Linked DNA regions of Mus musculus: region 2 is linked to region 1. Evidence: chromatin loops called from intact Hi-C (ENCODE). Cell type or tissue: left cerebral cortex. All regions are shown on one strand.

Region 1 (8,000 bases):
GAAGGCTCGTGAAATAAGTTGTCACAGAATTATATAATCTGTAATATCAAGTTTATAACAAAACAAACCAGACATGCATATAAACATAAAAGAGTGACAAACAGAGAAGAGCAGAGACAGGACAGAGGAACTGACTTCCCAGGGGCTAGAGTTAGCCGACAAAAGGTTTTTCACAGCTATAATACACAAGTTCAGATAATTAAAGGATGAATAGTATCGTTATTGAAAACTTAAGGAATATAAAACAAACAAACAAAGAAAAAACAATCTAATTGAAACCAGTAATAAATCAAAACTTCATCAGGGCTAGAGAACAAATAGGAAATGATAAAGACTCATAACATTAAAGATCTATCAACATAGATTACTCAGTTTGGAAGACAGAGGAAAGAGGGTGGATAAATGGGAACGTTAGGAACCTATGGGAGACTATGTCAAGTTTGCTTATGAAGAACAGGAAATATAAAAATGACGATAGCATTTTACAATGTGGCACAATTTCTCCCCAGACATTAAATCTAGGTCTAGATAAGCCAGTGAGCTTCATGTGGGGTTGAAACAAAGAAAGTCATTCCTAAACATACTGCAGTTTTAACTGCTGAAATGAAAGCTTAAACACAATCTCAACTCAGGGAAGCCACACACAGGAAATTGCTGGGAGGGGCTTGAACTGATTTTGGATTCCTAAGAAACTGTGAAATTCAGTTGACATTGGAATGTGAAAGCGGCAGCAGAAGAGGTCGCTAATGACGACATCTTCACTCACTGAAGCTATATTTTCAAACCCAAGAGGAAACTGAAATATTTCAGGTAAACCAAGAGTAACTTTCTTACTAGTAGAGCTGTATTCCAAGTATGGAAAGAAAAATGAGTTTGGGTTACATAAAATCTGTATTTCATTTCAATTCTTTAAAAGAATACAAGAATTGAAAGTAAATAATTAATAATATATTGGTGAGCTTGTAATATATATGAATGTTACATATACACATACATGTATATATATGGACATATTAAATAGTTTAAAATCTGACCAATAGAAAATGTGATCAAAAGAAATATACTGACACATGGATTACATTAAGTTTAAATATATGTGCTAATCCTAAAGCAGTCAAAATAACGCAAGGATATAAGTAGAAAACAAAAGAAAATTGAAATGTAATTTTTAAAGGTTGGTTAATGAACAAGAATAAAATCTGAGGAAAATGGTATTGCACTAGAGAAAATAGGAAGCATGCATGATGAATGAAGGATAGCATGATAGCAAATTAGTAAAAACAGAAAATAAGATAAAAGTACAGTTTGTATTTAAACAATACTTATGCCTCTGTTATACTAAGAGATAAATCTAATAAAGTTGGAGAAATACTTATACTCAAAATTATAGTCCATCTCTGGAATGAAAACAAAAATCAAAAACCAATAAATTCATGGGCAGCAGCAAAGTAACTGTGATGCAGACATACGTCAGTACAGCCATCCACTCTACAACTCAACTACATATTCCAGGGAATTCTGAAGAATTTCAACAGCACTTTTATTGGGGTAGGAATTTACTAACAATTCTGAAAGTCATAGGAAAATGAGAACAACTTGTAGAAGCCAAAGCAATGTTGAGAGAGAAGAGCAAATGGGCATGATTTGTACTATCTGTTTTTAAATTTTTACCCTAAATGTAAGGCAACTAGCACAACAAGAAATTAATAAAGGTTAGATACACAAATATGTGCCACAGGATAGAGACATTTCTACAGACCAACACACATACATAACACAGTAGTAGTTCAGTTTTGACCTACTAACTCAGTTTTAATCTAGTAAAAGATGTAAAGTAACTAAAGAGGGGAAAGTGGTTTTTATACCGACAGTGTTAGCCATTCATATGGGAAAAATATGAATCTCAATAAAGTAGCTCTTAACACATGATAGATCTACAGATGGAGATGAAATGGTAAAATTTACAGATAAAAATTTTAGAAGAATGGCCAGATATGGTGGGGTATGCCTTTAGCCCCAAACAGAGAAGCAGAGACAGGCAGATCTCTGAGTTTGAGGCCAGCCTCGTTTACTTAGAGAATTCCAGGACATCTAGAATGATGAAGAGACACCCTGTCTCAAAACAAACAACAAACAAACAAACCCTAAATTAGGAGAAAACTCCCTGTTGTATTTAAGCGGGGAAAACAGATCTGTGATACCAACATTCATGGTATAAAAAAGACCAGACTCCAAGGTCATCCTCAGCTATACAAGGAGATTGGGCCTATCCTGGGCTACATGAGACCCTGTCTTAGATGTACATGTTGGCACTGTGGAATACTAGGTGAAGAAACATGTGGTTTACCCATACAGTGAAATGCTATTTTGTAGTAATGGGTACAACTATGTATGACTCTTAAAGGTTAAAAGAATAAAAAAAAACCAAACAAACAAAAAAAACAAACGATGGCACAAGGAAGCACAGAGAGGAGGCTGGAGAGATGGCTCAGAGGTTAAGAGCACTGACTGCTCTTCTAGAGGTCCTGAGTTCAATTCCCAGCAACCACATGGTGGCTCACAACCATCTGTAATAGAATCCAATGCCCTCTTTCTAGTGTGTCTGAAGACAGCTACAGTGTACTCATATAAATAAAATAAAAGAAATAAATGTATCTATTAAAATAATATTCCAGTCTTCTATTATTATGTACTATGCAAATTAATCTAGTAAAAGAAAGCCAATCAAAAAGGCATGGAGGGGAAAACAATGTCTGTATACGGATACCAGGAAACTTTTGCTTGGATGTCTATTTTCTATTTTCTACCTCTTGATTGTGGTGGTTCCATAGTTCTGTTTATCAATGAAATCTTACCAAAATTTTCAAGTACATTTGAAAAGCATATGAAAAATTTCGGTATCTGTACTCCATCCCCCACCCCATGCTCTATGCAAGAGCCGTTCCAGCAGTGTTCAGGACTGCTTGTGTCTTGACACTCAGTCTTTTGTTGTGATATTTCCCCAGAATATCCTGTGGGATATTCCAGTGTCAGCATGGAAGGATCTAAACCAAGAGATAGGTGCCAGCCTGCACCAATGCAGTGCAGAAGTGACTATCAGGATCTATAATTGACTCACTCACAGCTCTCCTTATTTGGACCATTGACACAAAAAATCTACCATACCTGCTTTTTTCTTTTCACAGGAGTTACTCATTTGCATCATGGATAAAGTAAACCAACTACACTATTTGAATGGAATAATTCCTTCTCTCTTTTTAAAGTTGAGGAGACAGACTCAGGAAATTAAACAATAAAACCAATGGGAGGAGTAGAGATGAGGTTTCACGTTTCCTTACATTTTTATCTATGTCTCTTATCTCTTTTCTTGTTTCTCTTTTATACCCAGTAAACACAGGTTTGAAGTCAACCTGTATTGACAATTTAAATACAAATATACATACGAAAGAGAGAGAGAGAGAATGGAAATACATGCACATAGAAAAATAACCCAAGCAAATATGGGAAGTGAGGTGAGAACCCTAATTTCCTTATCACTTGACACAATACTAAGTTAATCGAGGCTAATCAATTGAATTATCTTTACTAGTTTCCTAGGTAAACTTACAATACATCAGAATTATTTTGACAATCAAGGTGCAGCTTTTTAATTTTTTGACCCCCGTCCTGCCTCCCAGATTTGAACATACTGCTTGTTTGGTTGATACTATGTCCATCCTTAACAATAAATCCTGCAAACATCTCATCCTATCTGTAAGACATAATTCTTATGGCTTTCGTACGGGCTTTATATTTTCACTCTGGCATGTTGATAATTTCGTCTGTATGTTGGTGTGAAAAGTCACAATGTGCATTCTCTTCATCCGATATTTTCTACTTCAACACCTGTGCAATTATAAGGTGTAAAGTATTCCCACATGCCGCAAGGGCTAATGATACATGCAGGGATACTGTGTAAGAGCTTCAACTCGGAAACTGTCATGTCACAGCCCTTCAGCAGGGAGAGCATAAAAGACCCTCTAACAGCTATGTTTAGGGATCGGAAATTGGGGCCACTGATGGTTCCTTATGTGCTGGAAAAGTGGGTAGGGCAAATGTGACTTCAGTGTTGTTCAATGTTTTATTAATGAGGGAGGCATCCTTCAGTTGCCAAAGTCTACAGAATCATCAGTTGGTTACTAGTTCAGGGACAAAGTCGCACAGTGAAAGCCCTGGTTTTACATGGTGTTCAGTAAGAGAGGAAGGCAGCTTTCACACAGAAGACCTTTGCGTGCTCCAAATCTTGTTAAGGGGAGAGGCTCAGCTTATCTAATCCTATTCTTATTTTGTGCCAGAAATAAAATTCTGGAGAGCTCTACTGATCTTCATTTTCATTTGTTCATTCAATTAGAAGTTTGTGAAAAAGAAGACCCTGACTTTGAACATTTGAACATTTAAGGAGAATTTACCTTTTTCATAATTAAGGAACACAGATCACTGATTCTATGCAGTCACTATGGAGTTGGTTACTTGTTACTGGGCAACACATTATTCCAATTCTTACTGAAACATTGCTAACAGACAGTTACTGGTGTGGAGCAGATTTTTAAAAAATGAACTATTAAATCCACAGCGTTTTCTCCCGTTGTAAAGAGGCAGACATTATTTTAGCAGTTGACATTTCCTAATGTTCTGAAGTCTTTTAGACATTTCAAGTGGTTCTGGGGGCATTGGTGAAGACCCAAGGGCGGCAAAGTTCAGCGCTGTTAAATGTAGAGATGACACAATTAGACAGAATGGCTTCAGAGAACAGTGGACGCACTGTCCCACTCTCTCTAAGATGCAAAGGTAACAACCTTCAAACAGCCACAGGAGACATAGTCTTTAGCAGAGGCCTTGGTAGACAGCTGTTAACTACTGCTTCTGAAAACTTCCCATTCTATTTCTGCTAATCCATTTTCTTCTTAAAACTAAGTAAAATCTATCATAGCTTATAAGCACAGAAGAGGATAGCAAATTATATTCCTCGATGTTTTTATATGTATTTAAGAGCAAGTTTTAAAGTCCTCACTTCTAAGTTTCTTGACCCAGATCTAAGCCAGCCTCAGAAAGTCTAAGCATTTCCATGTGCCTTCCTTCCTGTTTCTGACACTCAAATCTGCATAAGATCAAAACTTCCTACATTGAGATGTACTTTTAAATGACATGCATAGTGTTTGATAGTAATGACAATGGTGATAATATTTCCAGTTTTTTTTCTCTACAGTATTAGCCTACAATCTAAAGTGTACAGACGACAGGTACTAATTAGCAGAAGCAAACTGCACATGCACCTAAAGAAGGGATGTGCTATGGTCTACGGAGAGCTAACCTTGAACTCTCATCTACAGCGAACAGTCAGCACACAGGAACATCGTAAGAAGCCCGTTCTAGACGCGGGAGAGAAGCCTGCCTCTGGACATTTACACTGTGTTTCATTTTCTCCCCTGTCCCTGAGTAACAGGTACTGGCACTCCCCAAGCAGTTCCAGTCAGAGTGTGGAGAAATACTTGTTGAGTTTAATTGGATTGAATTAAAAATTGTCCTTTCAAAGAAGCAAGTTGGCATCTCAAGTTTAAGGTCTCCAAACGATAGAGGCTCTCCTCCACGACTGTCTAATGAACCCCTAACTAGTCACAGATAAAGAGGGATTAAAATCACTCTACAGAGCACTCGCTCCAGTCTTTCATTATCTGGACTACAGAAGTCTGTGATAATTATACTGTTCCATAAACAAAAGAAGTTTAATCCTTGTATTTCCTGTTTAAGAAGTAAACATCAAAACGTTATGATGGGGACCGGTCCTATTAGAATACATGATAACACCTGTCAGGCAGCAACTTTGAGGAAGTCAAGACTTCTGAGAGGACACTGAAACTCCAACCCCAAACAACCAAACAGCTCCTTGACAGAGCGGAGCAATCTCAGTCTTGCTGCAGCTGGGCATCGAATAGTCAGTTTGCAGAGAGAAGCATCATCAGGGTGCATAGGGATGCCGTTATTCCTTGTTATAAGCATGGCGCGGAGGTCATACATCAGGCAATTATACCTTTTCATTACAGGCTAACCCCTCACAGCAGGGAAGCCACGCTTATGACAGCATTAGAGAGACAAAGCCTTCAGCTTTTTTTTTTAAAGGAAAATCCAAAAAAAGAAAAAAAAGATTAAAAATTAAATTCATTTTCTTACCAGCACGTTGCAGCACCAACTCGCTCACGGGAATGTTGCTTTTACAGGTTTCTCTTTTAATTATCCTGGAAGCAGGGAGACAAGGGAGGGGGGAGGTAGAGAAGAAGAAGCAGGGTGGTTAAATTAGCGTGCTGGAATCTTTTCAGTTTGTCGCAGAGAGTAGAAAAATTAAAAAAAAAAAAAGGGAAAAAAAAAAAACTCAGTAATTTAAATTTGCTCTCAGTTCAGGCTGCACCGCTGGGTACCGCCCCTTCTTCCCGCTGGGTTCCATTACCTGCAAGGCTGGGACTGACCGCCACTGTTCAAACACAAAAAGGCAGCCAGCATGCTGGGACCATTCTGTCTGCTGTTTGGGTCTCACTTGTCCTCTCAAGTGAGCATCACCACCACCACCACCGGGAAGGTGTTCTGCAGCTCCTTTCCGGGCACTCCCATGCCATTCCTTACCATGGAGCTGAGCACACAGAGTTGGGGCTTTGCTTACAGTATGCTTTGCTTTCTTACCCCACTTTATAACGTTATTTATTGCAACTATATCTTTACTAATATTTTTTTATCTTGTGCCATCTTTTGTATTCCTTGCTGTCCCCTCTTCCCCTCTCTAAAACACTGTCTCCCATCTTTTCCTTTACAGCACAAACATGAGCACATTACTAAACACAGCAGAAGACATGTCAAAATTATAAGCGCTCCCATTCCTTCTTGGACTTTTTGACTTTCTTTCGTTTTTGAGCTTGCAGTGTTGAGATACTTGGTGCGAAAGCCTGCCTAGAACCAAGTTTCTAAAAGCACCAGAAACTTCTAAAAAGGATGAAACATGGGAACAACTTTCCATTATCAAATTAAAGATGCTTATCTTAGTGTTTATAAAGTGGGTAAGCAACTCAAGATCATGGAGCTAAGCTTGATGCATACTGAAAATTTAAACCAAGATAAGGAAAACTTTGAACTTGAGCAACAGTAGCAAAACTTGATGCTCAAAACAGCATGTTTCTAGTTTGTAGCACAGAAAAACTCTAAGAAAAGACATCCCTCTTCCATGAATAATTATATTACCTACATGGACTTTGCAACAGACCTCCTATTGTTACCTCTCTGATCAGGGAGTTAAACACTACTTTGTGATTGACACTATCATAGCCTGAGTATGTTCTGGGTCCTCTATGGGTGTGTCTCCATTTCCAGATATCCTTTCATACTATAATATGACTTAACTTCTTCCAAATTCTCAAGCTGTCTACTTCCTGGTAAGTGGACCATGATGATCTGTCATGCCACAAAGACACATAGCAATTAGGAAAAAACAGATGCACTGAGAACTCAGGAGATAGCCCAGTCATCGAAATGTTTCTTTTCCATGATGCCAAGCAGAGTTTGACCTTTAGCATGTATATAAAATAAGCCATAAACTGAGCATGGAGAAATATGCTTGTAATCCCAACACTGGGGCTTCAGAGGGAGGAGGACGTCCAGGGCTCACTGGCCATCTAGAACTTTCCACTTGACAAGTTCTAGGTAGGGCAGCAAGAGATTGTTTGTAAAAAGACTAAGTGGACTATGTCTAAGGAATGGCATTAAGGGTGTCCTCTGGCCTCCATCTACTGGTCCATACCCTTGATTGTGCACTTGCACAGGTCAACATGTGTATGCATGTGTGCAAGCACATACTTAGACATACACAGATGTACTTATACATACTTTTGTGTCACTGGCTGAAGACATAGAAGAAAATTACTCTTGATGGCAGAATAGTGTTTAATTTTCTTGATAATTTTTCTTAATTGTTATTTTTC
Region 2 (8,000 bases), 990 kb after region 1:
TCTGCATTTTTATCTGGGGCTTTCTTATCAATATGAAAATAAATGGTATGTTTTATCTGATGTATTGTGAAAGATTTGTATTAAAGAAAATAAAGGAACACTGCGCCATACATTTCAGTATATTCCTTCACTGATTTGACAATATTATTAAAACCATCCACCCATGAATGTTTTCTTCTACCACATGGGAATGCTATAAAAAAATAACATAATAAAATATTGAAAACACTGCACCTTTGGCCATAGATGATCATGCTCATCATATTATCATGAGCCATTTCTAAAACCAGAATTTAAAAACAAAAATTTAATAATTAGAAAAATATATCCTTGTGGGGAGCTGCACTCACATTTGCCACTACAAGATGGCACTGACAGCTGTGTTCTAAGTAGTAAATAATCTGCACATGTGCAGGGGCAGTTTTCCCGCCAGGTGCTCTGCCTTTCTCGTGATGACAACTGGGCCGATGGGCTGCAGCCAATCAGGGAGTGACATGTCCTAGGCAGAGGATAATTCTCCTTAAAAGGGACGGGGTTCTGGCACTCCCTCTCTTCGCCTCTTCACCTCTTTGTCTCTTTCTCTCCCTCTCTGCCCCTCTCTCTGCCTCTCTCTCTGCGTCACTCTCTCTCTTCCTCTCTGCCTCTCTCTGCCATGCTCTTCCTCTCTTGCTCCTGAGTAAGCAATAAAGCTTTGCCGCAGAAGATTCTGGCTTGTTGCATCTTTCCTGGCCGGTTGCGAACGCGCATAAGGGTTGGTGCCGAAACCCGGGAGTTACCATCACCGGCGCAAGGAAGATCCCACATTCCGGAACCAGAACTGCTGGTCACGGTCATAAAGGTTCCCGTAAAACAGACTGTTGAGAAGGATCCAGCATGGATTCAGAACTCTTCAGCTGGGGAACAGGGGTACCCGTAAGTACAGCTTTACAAGGTAGGTCTGGCCTTGAACTTTCTAATGAAATTCAAGACAGTCTATCAGAAGTAAAGTGGGAAATAGCTTTACAAGGTAGGTCTGGCCTTGAACTTTCTAACGAAATTCAAGACAGTCTATCAGAAGTGGGAAATAGCTTTACAAGGTAGGTCTGGCCTTGAACTTTCTAACGAAATTCAAGACAGTCTATCAGAAGTAAAGCGGGAAATAGCTTTACAAGGTATGTTTGGCCTTGAACTTTCTCCAGTGTTAGGAGCCTTTTTGTTCCTTTTCACATGTTATCAAGTGGTTAAGGCAGGGCTGAAAATTCTGGATGAAATTCAGGGCAATCTATCAGAAGTAAAGCGGGGAGAGAGGGTAGGAGCAAAGAGGAAATATGGTGCACAAAATAAGTATACAGGCCTTTCCAAGGGTCTTGAACCCGAGGAAAAGTTTGGGTCAGGGAAAAATACCTGGGGAGAGATTGGAAGGAAGAAGAAGGAAAAAGAAAAGAAAAAAGATCAATCAGCGGAGGTCTCTAGGAGAAGGAGCCTATACTCATCACTAGAAGAGCTCAAGGAGCCAGTTCTTAGTAGTTCTGAATCAGATGAAAAGGCTATTAGGGCCTGGAAGGCGCTCTTTCGAGCAGGTGAAGCCACTGGACAACTAACAAAGATTGTCCAGAAACCCCAGGAGTCCTTCTCAGATTTTGTGGCCAGAATGACAGAGGCAGCAGAGCGTATTTTCGCAGATTCAGAGCAAGCCGCACCTCTGGTAGAACAACTCATTTATGAGCAAGCCACGCAGGAATGCCGAGCGGCCATAGCCCCAAGAAAGAACAAAGGTTTACAAGACTGGCTCAGGGTTTGTCGGGAGCTTGGGAGACCTCTCACCAATGCAGGCTTAGCGGCCGCCATCCTCCAATCTCAAAAATGCTCCATGGGCAGAAATGAATCAACGCATAGATCTTGTCCAGGAACAACTAGATGTATTATGGCAAATAGCTCAGCTGGGATGTGAACAAAAGTTTCTGGGATTGTGCGTTACTTCCATTCAGTATGAGAAATTTACTAGGGCAGCTAATTTGTTAAAAAGTCTTTCTCAGTATATGTTACAGAATTGGACGGCTGAATTTGAACAGACCCTTCGGGAATTGCCATCATTCAGGTCAACTCCACTTGCTTGGACCTGTCCCTGACCAAAGGATTACCCAATTGGATCTCCTCATCATTTTCCTTCTTTAAAGAATGGGTGGGGGTGGGATTATTTGTAGATACACTTTGCTGTGGATTAGTGTTGCTTCTTTGGTTGGTCTGTAAGCTTAAGGCCCAAACTAGGAGAGACAAGGTGGTTATTGCCCAGGCACTTGCAGCTCTAGAACATGGTGCTTCCCCTGATATATCTATGCTTAAGCAATAGGTCACTGGCCACTCCGCTCTTGCACCCCACGAGGCTAGTCTCATTGCACGGGATAGAGTGAGTGTGCTTCAGCAACCCGAGAGAGTTGCACGGCTAAGCACTGCAGTAGAAGGGCCCTGCGGCATATATGAGCCTATTCTAGGGAGACATGTCAATTTTCAAGAAGGTTGAGTGTCCAAGCGTCCTTCTCCCCAGGAAAAACGACACGGGACCAGACCAGGACCCCTCTGGGTGATGAGCCTGGAAGGGGGTTATGTGTACAGCTCCTTTACCTGCACACTGGGGATTTGACCTCTATCTCCACTCTCAATAATATGGGTGGCCTATTGCTCTTATTAAAAGGAAAGGGGGAGATGTGGGGAGCCGCACTCACATTTACCATTACAAGATAGCGCTGACAGCTGTGTTCTAAGTAGTAAATAATCTGCACATGTGCAGGGGCAGTTTTCCCGCCATGTGCTCTGCCTTTCTCGTGATGACAACTGGGCCGATGGGCTGCAGCCAATCAGGGAGTGACACGTCCTACGTGGAGGATAATTCTCCTTAAAAGGCACAGGGTTCTGGCACTCCCTCTCTTCGCCTCTTCGCCTCTTCGCCTCTTCGTCTCTTCGCCTCTTCGTCTCTTTCTCTCCCTCTCTGCCCCTCTCTCTGCCTCTCTCTCTGCCTCTCTCTCTCTCTTTCTCTCTGCCTCTCTCTGCCACGCTCTTCCTCTCTTGCTCCTGAGTAAGCAATAAAGCTTTGCTGCAGAAGATTCTGGCTTGTTGCGTCTTTCCTGGCCGGTTGCGAACGCGCGTAAGATATCCTCATTTAATAAGACTATCTCATGTCTCATATGTCTCATATATTCTTATTTAATATTCTCTTCAATAATTACACCCACATACATACACACGCACACACGTATATATACAAGACTACATAACAGCCTTCAGAGAGCTTTAATGAGAAATCATCAAAATGTCACATCATAAATGGAGCATAAAGCTGCCCTTTCTCTACTAATATGGAAAGATGATTAGCAAAACAATGCGGCCCACATCACAGAGCTTTTGCACTCGGAAGCTAACTGTCAATGACGACACATCTGGCATGCCTAAAGTAAACAAACAAACAAGCAAAGAACGAGAATACAGTTTAACAAAACACCCATGGAAGGAGTTACAGACACACAGTTTGGAGCTGAGACGAAAGGATGGACCATTTAGAGACTTCCATATCCCGGGATCCATCCCATAATCAGCCTCCAAATGCTGACACCATTGCATACACTAGCAAGATTTTGCTGAAAGGACCCAGATATAGTTGTCTCTTGTGAGACTAAGCCGGGGCCTAGCAAACACAGAAGTGGATGCTCACAGTCAGCTATTGGCTGGATCACAGGGCCCCCAATGGAGGAGCTAGAGAAAGTACCCAAGGAGCTAAAGGGGTCTGCAACCCTATAGGTGGAACAACAATATGAACTAGCCAGTACCCCCCCAGAGCTTGTGTCTCTAGCTGCATATGTATCAAAAGATGGCCTAGTTGGCCATCAGTGGAAAGAGGCCCATTGGTCATGCAAACTTTATCTGCCTCAGTACAGGGGAACGCCAGGGCCAAGAAGTGGGAGTGAGTGGGTAGGGGACTTTTGGGATAGCATTGGAAATGTAAATGAAATAAATACCTAATAAAAAATAAACAAAATAAAAAAATGATGCTTCCAAAGTTCCTCAACTATCAAGACACTAGGGCATACGCAGTTGAAGTTTATGTCTTCTGGAAGCTTTGTGTGCACTTCTCAGATGCTCCTCTGAATTGCAACAGAAAATACAAGACTATTAATAATGATGTCTTAGCTGTTGTCCACAATCATAGAATTTATGTTTACCTCGGGGCACTGGCGAGGACTTTCATGAGAATACTAGTTTACAAGCTATTTTAAGTTTTGTCACATAATGTGTCAATCCATGTGGCAGCTCACATTTTAATACTAATTGATGGGGTACATTCTTAAGAAGTGTTATTATTCATGTTGGCTAATTCTCAACTAACCAGGTGGCACACATTCAGATTATACGTTCAATTACTTCAGAAAGCTGTTTGTCTTCAGTTTCTGTCACCAGCCAAATGTTTCTTTGTCTTATATGTGTAATGAATTTTTATGATGATTATAGAACCATAAATCACCATGATTTTGACCTACTGCAACATGTTTTTTCTCTGCCAACTATCACTTAATTCATAAATTTATGATTTCCAAATACCATGAAATGATTTTAAAAGTCGGTGCTTTGAAGATAATTTATATAGTTGCTACAGGTATATGTAATTCAAATTTAAAGATTATGTTCTTTCCAATAAATCCCATCAGTATGAAAGTGGGTACAATGTCAGGCAAAAACAATGCAGAATTATTTCCATCTTCTTAAAGATATTTTTGTTTGGAATAATAAAAGACATTTTTTCCCATGAAAAAATTTCTCAGCAAAAAGGTGAGAGATAATTTTTATTATAATTTCCTTCCAAAAATACCAACCTCGCTGACATTTTACTTCACATTTCAGCTATAAATTTAGGTTTTAGAAGTGAGGCTTTAAAAGTACTCTGTTTCAGTGAAAATTTCACTGTAATGCTAAATGGGTTGCCATGCCTTGAGCAACAGCTCCCTCTATGGTCCATCATCACCCAGGTAATGACTGTGCATCTTCTGCAACACCATAGGCCCTTCCTTCTATGACCAATACTCTCCTAGATACAATGCTAAGATGATACTGAACATTAGCAGGCTAGGTTTTTCTTTCCTTTTTCCCCTTCAAAATGCATCTTATTGCTTATAATTCTGTTATTCTGTTTATTGTTAGATGTGATTTACTCAATTACAATTTTAGTTATATTTCATACATACAACTTGATCCTTATGCAATAAAGAATCAGAGTTATGGGGAACAATCACAGATTGGATAAATTTCTGTTTATCTGGTCATAGATTTTCAATTGTACTGATGTTTCAGTACAATTATGTGTATGTAAATGTATTCACATTTCTTTAGAAATGTCATGTTATAGATTTCATTTTAAATATTGTCTACAGTGAAAAAATAAAATCATATTTAACTGTAAGTCCTAGAAAAAAGCCCTACATTTATATACAAGAAAACCCTTTATATACAAGTAGTACATCTAAGACTCAAGAACCCATCTGTTACCAGGAAATGTTAAACTGGGGAAACATTTTGAAATAAAGTACAAAAAGGGCAACTGGTTTTTAAAGGGAAAGGAAATGTATATAAGAAGAAGGGGCTGAGGCTTCTTTTATTCTGGCCTCTTCTAACATAACAAAGCAACTCTGAAAGGTTTATAGTGTTGTATGGGAAACTTCAGGGAAAGTAGTGGCTCAAACTGAAGTATCAGCTGGCTTTGTTGGAGAGATTAGAACCATAGAAAGAGAACCAACCTGTTCCTTATCTGATACCTGCATCATCACCCTACTTTGGAATCTTCCATTCAATAGTGGTAGAAGTTACATAGACATCATGTTAGGCAGAACTACATTCCAACTATATTATGTTACTATTCTGCATTGGATGACAAGTCAACAAGTTTCCTAGTAACAGATGGGTTGTTGAGTCTTAGATGTACTACTTGTATATAAAAGGTTTTCTTGTATATAAATGTAGGGCTTTTTTTCTAGGACTTAGAGTTAAGTATGATTTTATTTTTTTCACTGTAGACAATATTTAAAATGAAATCTATAACATGACATTTCTAAAGAAATGTGAATACACTTACATACACAGAGAGAGAGAGACAGAGAGACAGAGACAGAGACAGAGAGAGAGCACTAGAGAGGGTAAGGGAGAGATAGAAAAGACATTGTATGAGAGACAATTTGGAATAAAATTTTATTCTAAAACAAATATTTGTAACCACACTGAAAATGAATTAATTTACTCAATTTCTTATTCAAATTATTCCCACAGTCACCTAACTGAATTAAATATTTTCTATCTACTTTAGCATCAAAATCTGTGGAGTTGAAGTTACAGGTGGGTCTGGATACCATATATGAGTGCTGAGAACTGAACTAGGGTCCTTTGCAAGAACAGTATGTTCCGATAATCACTGTGTCATCTCTCTCTCCCTCTCCTCTTATAGCTGAGACATAAACTTGAAATGTAACCAAGAAATGCATGGCTCCCAAGATTTCACTCCTTCCTTTTTGTCAGTATTCATTTTCATTTTCTATGTGTATGAGTATTTTGCTTGTATGTATACATGTGCACTGCGTTTGTGTGTGTGTGTGGGGGGGGGGGGTAAAGAACAGAGTCTTTAAAGAACAGAGTCTAGTAAAGAACATCAAATCTTTTGGATCTGAGCTTAGAAATTATTGTTAGCTCATCACTTTGTACTAAGAACCAACATGGGTCCTCTACAAGTGCAGCTAGTTTTTTTAACCTCTAAGCCATTTCTACAGCCCCAAAGATGGCTTCTTTCTTTTTTAACCTTCTTGCAATATTGTCTACTTTTTCTTGTGACATTGTCGCCTTTTGTTTGAATCGGCTCCAAAACATGTATTTAGACAATATATCACATATGTTATAGGTAAACACACTTATATAAACAATAATAATTTTATAATTTTTCTGTATAAATTCTTCTAGAGTAAAAAACATTTGTCAAGTTGCTCAAAGAACGTGCTTAAAAACAAAAGTGACTTTCACAATGGAAAGCTACACAGCCATGCCCAAGAACAGAAAATATAAATATATTTCATAATGACCATCAGAAAATGCAAAGAACACATATACACATATGAAACATGCAGAGAGAGGAACGAGAAATCTTTGGAATTTTGTAAATACATTATTGGAGAATTAGACTTGGGTGCCTTTCCAATTAAAGAGTTAGAGGGATGCTAATGAAAAGAATATAACAATAAACAAAATAACAAATCAGATGGCATTCTCAGAGTCTAAGTTATGCCTGCTTATATGAAAGATTATAACGCCAAGACAAAGTCAGTTTAGAAAAAATTCTCATGTGTATGCATATGAAAAATATGCCTCTCAATGATCTGAAATTATATAATTAAAGAAGGTAATTTAATACACACCAATTTACATGGTTTTTTTGGAAACAGAAACAATGTCATCCCCCTCTTAAGAATAAATACAGAATCATAGCATTGCAGAGAAATTCAGGAAAAGAATAAATTTCGAGGCATGATCACCAACATTCAAAGCATAACTTCCCTACAACACAAACCAAGGTATGTGCTAGATTTTGTATTTCTTTACTACACTCACCCTGCCTTCATTTTGTGAATGCCTAATGTTCTACCAATGCTGTTTTCACTTCCTTATAAATTCCCAGGATTTGTTCAAGAAACTCTCCTGCCAATAAGAGACATGTATCCACTCTTTATGATTGTATCGGTAGTGTTCCAAGGCCTCCAGGCTTATAAAAACTCAAAATCTCAAGGAATTAAAATGATATCCATTTACTAGATACAGTATCATCACATAGCCAAATCTGACTTAACCTAAGAACCTATCTCTTCTTCTTCCAAGGTGTTAGGATTATATATGTGTACCACACTCTCTAGCTATGTGCATGTGGTTGTTTGAATTTTTACTGACTGCATATGCATATATGCTTGAATACTTGGTCCCCACTTAGTAGAACTGTTTGTAGT

Evidence for each region. Peaks named below come from ENCODE experiments on the same cell type or tissue, not always from the same donor. Only the 100,000 strongest peaks of a DNase experiment are listed, where the experiment ranks them.
Region 2: a loop joins it to region 1, with 4 times the contacts of the local background. A loop is called at or near these places in 2 of 42 quality-filtered maps.

Annotation. Positions count from the first base shown.
Region 1 is chr2:7,389,651-7,397,650 of GRCm38, forward strand. It overlaps a transcript of Celf2 not described here. Among named protein-coding and RNA genes, the nearest start is that of 5031426D15Rik, 460 kb to the left of the region's middle. In left cerebral cortex, no CTCF peak of the experiment used is centred here; DNase peaks (open chromatin) are centred at 3,048, 4,128, 4,755, 5,483 and 1 more place; H3K4me3 peaks cover 4,150 bases; H3K27ac peaks cover 7,907 bases.
Region 2 is chr2:8,375,471-8,383,470 of GRCm38, forward strand. No RefSeq gene overlaps it. Among named protein-coding and RNA genes, the nearest start is that of Gm30904, 34 kb to the left of the region's middle. In left cerebral cortex, a CTCF peak has its summit at 4,974; DNase peaks (open chromatin) are centred at 4,974 and 5,733; H3K27ac peaks cover 3,623 bases.